Regions from separate parts of the Homo sapiens genome. Here region 1 is linked to region 2. Evidence: chromatin loops called from intact Hi-C (ENCODE). Cell type or tissue: heart right ventricle. All regions are shown on one strand. Each heading gives the region's core, and the rest is flanking DNA. Links, peaks and the distances in the headings are about the cores only. Region 1 overlaps RIMKLB (ribosomal modification protein rimK like family member B). Region 2 overlaps A2ML1-AS1 (A2ML1 antisense RNA 1).

Region 1 (2,920 bases), core at 135-2,634, 71 kb before region 2:
GGTACCTTAATATCTTCAGATGGTAGATTGTGATTTTTTGCTTTTTCTGTACTAGAATAAATACCTTTGGGAAGGGTCCTCACAAGAAAGATGAGAGGGAGAGAAATGACTTTCATTTTAACTTTTTTTCTTTTATTCTGTGATGTAATAGAAATCTTTTATGCTCTCATTTGTCCTCTGTACAGAATAGGTTGACACATCCTTTTGGAAGCTTTAAATATTTGTAATGTATTTTGAGATTTTGACTCTAAACATTGAACTTTTCCTTTGTTTATTAAGGAAATTTGATCCAGTAAGAAACAACACTAAGTTTTAGATCCCAGGATGTTGACTTGAAAAACTTTTAAAGTAGAAAAATTATTCCTCGGGTTGGTCTAATAAGGGAACTAAAAGTTGGGAGAAACAAAGTGGTACTTTCTAAACTATTACCTTAGAAAAAATTTAGGAAATCTTAAGCAGTGAAACAAATGTCTGCTTATTTCCTATTTCAGAAGATGAATGAAGCACTTTAAGATTCCCATATACTCAGTTTTGCCTGAGTATTCCAAGATGCAGTGCTGTTTTTTATTGGTATGCTGATCCAGAAGTTTGTGTGGGAAAACTCTCAAAAATAAACTCTCTTTGTAGAATTTCTCTTTATTTCAAAAAAGGTACTTTTGTCAGTAGTATTTATTCAGCATCTGATATTTATACATTGTTTTTCTTGATGCACTGGAGGAAATAAAGAGAGGATGGGATTGGTTGACCTGAGCTTACATTCTAAGAGAGGAAATACTATACGGTACTCATCTATACTATATGTGGACATTTGCAATTGCTGCGTTTATGTTTCGCTACTGGAGAATATTTTCTTACAGTTATCTTATTGGGTAACCAAGTTTACTCCTTTAAACTACTAGGAAAAAAGTTTGCCATTTTATTTTATAGAGGACTCTACTGTCTTTTAAAATAGTGAATATTGTCTGAATTTTAAGATTCTGGATCATTAGCAGGACTGTCATTTTATTGGTGCACTTTTGAGCTCCTGTACTATTTAGATTTACTGGAATCCTTTTGACTTGTCAGCATTTCTGTTTTTTCCTGTTTTTCTTTTTTCTTTATGTTAGCAGATGGGAAAAATAGAAAAGTAGATGTTTTGAAATTCTGTTAAGAGGAAACAGCTGTGCCCAAGGCTAGGAGAGAACCATTGAGGGGCAGAAGCAGGCAGGCACGCCTGGAGCCTCTACCTTTGGGATTGAAGTCTTCACCCAACACTTCTGGCATCTCAGATGTGAATCCAGTTGGAGCACCCCTAAGAAGGCAAGCAGCTGTTGCTGCAGCAGCCCTTGGGGAGGCCCCATCGCTTGGGCACCGAGGAAGGCTAGCCGCATGTCCTCCTGTGGGAATGGCAGTGTACCACTGGACAGGTTTCACTTTCCCTGGTTTCACTTTCTGTGGTTTCAGTTACGCCCTGACACAGTACAACAGGATATTTTGAGAGTGGGAGAGACACCGCATTCATATAACTTTTATCATAGTATATTGTTATAATTGTTCTATTTTATTGCTAACATCTTACTGTGCCTAATATGCAAATTATCATAGATATGTATGTTTAGGAAAAAACATAGTATATGTACTATCTGCAGTTTCAGGCATCCACTGGGGGTCTTGGAATTATCCCTTGTGGATATGGAGGGACTACTGTACCTGGTAATCAGAGATTTAATGTAGAAAAATGTGGTTTTTGTTTTGTTTTGTTTTGAGATGGAGTCTTGCTGTTTTCCAGGCTGGAGTCCAGTGGCATCATCTGGGGTCACTGCAGTTTCGACTTCCCAGATTCAAGTGATTCTCCTGCCTCCGCCACCTGAGTAGCTGGGTTTACAAGCATGCACCAACACACCCGGCTATTTTTTTTTTTTGTATTTTTAGTAGAGATGGAGTCTTAATCATGTCAGCCAGGCTGGTCTTGAACTCCTGACCTCAAGTGATCTGCCCACCTCAGCCTCCCAAAATGAACTACCGCTCCCCGCCAGTTTTGTTTGTTTGTTTGTTTGTTTCCTTCTTTTTTTTTTTTTTTTTTTTGATGGAGTTTCGCTCTGTCACCCAGGCTGGAGAGCAGTGGCACGATCTCCACTCACTACAACCTCCGCCTCCTGGGTTCAAGCGATTATCCTGCCTCAGCCTCCCGAGTAGCTGGGATTACAGGCATGTACTGCCACACCTGGCTCATTTTTGTATTTTTAGTAAAGACAGGGTTTTGCCATATTGGCCAGGCTGGTCTCAAACTCCTGACCAAGTGATCCGCCCACCTTGGCCTTCCAAAGTTCTGGGATTACAGGCAGGAGCCATCATGCCTGGCCTAGAAAAACATGTTGACTGAAGGCTTTGTGGCTCTTCAGAGGGGAATATTATTTTCTGATTTCAGAATCATCGGGAACACTGTTGTAGCCCATGTAATTTCTGACTACTGATGTATCAGCAGCGGAACATTTCTGCTTCCCAATTGCTAGTGACTATAACATTCCATCCTGACTGCTATTGGGGCAGCAACTGCCACACTCAGGTGAAGACCCACTGTGCAATGAAATTAATCATTGATTGGCAAGGCATGGTGGCTCACAGCCATAACCCCAGCACTTTGGGAGGCCAAAGTGGGAGGATTGGTTGAGGCCAGGAGTTTGAGATCAGTCTGGGCAACGTAGTGAGACCACATCTTTACCAAAAAAAAAAAAAAAAAAAAAAAATTAGAGACCGGGCCTGTTGGCTCACGCCTATAATTCCATCATTTTGGGCAACATGGCAAAACCCCATATCTACTAAAAAGAGAAAAGTACGAAAATTAGCTGGGCATGGTGGTGGGCATCTGTAATCCCAGCTACTCAGGAGGCTGAGGCAGGAGAATTGCTTGAACCCAGGAGACAGAAGTTGCAGTGAGCCA
Region 2 (2,920 bases), core at 318-2,817:
TTAGATTTTACCATATTCAAACTTATTAGGTGAGCCTTATATAGCATATATACCTGGCTGCTATTGTGGGGTTTGGGAACATGAGGGGTGGGGTGAACTGTTGTTGTTTTAGGTTTCAGTCAGACAGACATCCCTGTGCCTCAGTTCCCAGAAGCACAGCAGGCCTCTAGGAGCATCCGTGGGAACGGCGCAGTCCTGACATCACCAACTCTCCTGCTCAGGCTCATCCCATATACAGAGGTCAAAGGGTGGGGTTTGAGATCGGGGGAAGGAATGAGAAAGTAGAAGCAATGTCACTTCAGTGCCACTGTTGACTAGTCTTTGGTGCTTATGTCAGTATTTGTTTTATTTCCTGATTTTTTTAAAGTTGGCAAAACTACATATTTTTATCTTGATGAAGGCAGTGGGAGGGTGGAACAAAAACAAGCCATTACTGCTATTTCTAGTTCATTTACTGGAGACTGTCCCTTAATAGCTAATGTAGAATAAATTTGAAACATAGACCTAGATGACAAAAAGAATGGGAATAGAAATGAATCTCAGGATTTGAACAAACAGAAGACGTTTATGCTGTGTTGATGCCCAGTTCTACAACTGCTATTACATTTGTCATTCTGTCTCCCCTTTTCCCCTAATTCTTTTATGTATGTATGTATACAGTTTGAGGAAATGTGCATCTATGGTCAGTCCTTTTTAAAAGACTTAATGAATTTATTACTCTTTTGCAAAAAATATACCCACTGCTTATATGGGCATACAAATGCTACCCTATTTTAAATGTAGGTGGCGTATGTGTTCGTGTTTTAATGTATTCAGAGCCATTGGGCAATAAGCAGTCCAGAACATTGAAAACTCAAGCAGGTAAAGCACCTAACACCCTTAGTTTCTAGAATTACTTTAAAAAACTTTTATATTGCTGCATCTTCCACAGTTCTTTGGGTAGTCTCTGAACTTAAAATTTGTAGGAGTTGTAGACTACCTAAATTTTTAAGTTATGGTATTTGTTCATAGGTTGTAGGGGTAGGTAAAGAAGGAAACAGACAAGAAAATGGCTTCTTGAGGTGGCAGCTGCTGAGTGGCTAAATCTTACCACTTTCTTTCTACTTTTTTTGGAAATTTTCCCAGCTTAGCATGAACATGGATCATACAGTGTTTGATTTTATGTGATTGAGATTTTTGTTTTTTATTTTTGGAGGGAAGGTCTTGGAGAAACATTAAAAAGTTGGTGTATGTGCAAAAATACGAAATGTTAAACAAAGGAATTTTTTCTTATTTAATCTGAATGGTAAGCAAGAACTTTTTCTATATACCCTTCTGCTGCAGCAGACAACTAAACTGGTAGGTGGCAGCAGAGGAAGGAATTCTTCAGATTGATGGCTACTGACTTAAAGTCTGCATAGGAGAAGAGATAGAGCATGACATACCAAGTGAAGCAAGGGGGACAAAAATGGAAACAGGACTAAGATTCCTGCATTTTGACTCTAAATGGTAAGTTATCTTTAACTAAGAATGTGTTTTTAGTCTGATAGCAATGTTATATAAATTATATGATTGGTACTATGGCATGTAATCATAAATGCCTGTAGGTCCTTGCCTTAACGTTGAATTTGACCTCACTGGTAAACTGTCATTCTTTACTTTGAATAATAACTAATAGTATGTAAAATTAGGATTTTTCTCCTCAGCATGTTGGTATATGTGACCTTTAATTATGGCAAAATTATGTGGACAGTAAATCTGAATGTTTTTAATTTGCAAGATAAATAAAATATGCATTGTTAATCATTTTATACAAATAAAAGGTTCTGGCCACGTACTGTGGCTCACGCCTGTAATCCTAACACTTTGGGAGACTGAGGAGAGTGGATCACCTGAGGTCAGGAGTTCAAAACTAGCCTGGCAAACATGGAGAAACCCCATCTCTACTAAAAATACAAAAATAAGCTGGACGTGGTGGCGGGCACTTGTAATCCCAGCTACGCGGGAGGCTGAGGCAGGAGAATCGCTTGAAACCCAGGAGGCAGAGGTTGCAGTGAGTGGAGATCAAGTCACTGCACTCCAGCCTGGGCAACAAGAACAAAACTCCATCTCAAATAAATAAAAATCAAAACTAAAAGATTCTTCCCTTTTTAGTGGGAGCTTTGGGAGATAACAAAGAGTATAATTGGAAAAAAAATTACTGAGGGTGGCGTGATCTCTTCCAGCTGGCTATCTAGGTCAAGACCCATTTCTTTGTCACTGTGCCATGTTCCACTCTGCCATCAGTTCCACCCTGCCTGTTCACCTTTCTCTCTTGCTTATCTGGCTGGGCTTTTCCCCTGTTCCTCTATCTCTCCCTGTCTTTGTGCCTCTCCCTTATCCAAGTCTGTTTGTAAGCTGCTTTTTCTCACATTCAGTCCTGAATTTTAATTATCCGATGTTGCCATTTTCCATCTCTGCCTGCCTGTTTTTCCTAAGAGAGTGTGCATGTCTGTCTTTCTCTTCCTCCCTCTCTCCCCACTTTTCATTTGCATTCTTCATTAGAATTTGACTAGACTGAATAGAAATTAAATGATACTTTGAAGTTCTCTAGAATTAAAGAATGTAAATTTCAATTAAATTTATAGAATGTAAATGTCAATTAAATTTATAAGATGCAGACCTGTTTATTCACCCAACTACTTATTTAACTATAGTATCTGTTGTTTCTGGCAACCAAGCTGTGTATGATCAGTTGGACAGAAATGAAAGGCATATGGTTCTTATCTTATTTCAGCTTTTTTTTTTTTTCCTTTTTTCCTTGAGACAGGGTCTCACTCTTTCTCTACTGTACTTGAGCCTGGGTGACAGAACAGTAATTTTGATTACTATATAAAAATTTTAATGCTTTAGAACTGAAAGAAAATGATAAACTTGAGTTTTAATCTGAATCAAAAATTGT

Evidence for each region. Peaks named below come from ENCODE experiments on the same cell type or tissue, not always from the same donor. Only the 100,000 strongest peaks of a DNase experiment are listed, where the experiment ranks them.
Region 1: a loop joins it to region 2, with 1.8 times the contacts of the local background. A loop is called at or near these places in 7 of 110 quality-filtered maps.

Annotation. Positions count from the first base shown.
Region 1 is chr12:8,708,264-8,711,183 of GRCh38, forward strand. All of the region lies in intron 1 of RIMKLB (ribosomal modification protein rimK like family member B), which reads left to right. Among named protein-coding and RNA genes, the nearest start is that of RIMKLB, 12 kb to the left of the region's middle. In heart right ventricle, for the core only: no CTCF peak of the experiment used is centred there; a DNase peak (open chromatin) is centred at 1,335; H3K4me3 peaks cover 895 bases; H3K27ac peaks cover 1,821 bases.
Region 2 is chr12:8,779,252-8,782,171 of GRCh38, forward strand. The region is part of intron 1 of A2ML1-AS1 (A2ML1 antisense RNA 1); the gene reads right to left. It also overlaps a transcript of RIMKLB not described here. Among named protein-coding and RNA genes, the nearest start is that of LINC02972, 7.5 kb to the right of the region's middle. In heart right ventricle, for the core only: a CTCF peak has its summit at 1,326; no DNase peak of the experiment used is centred there.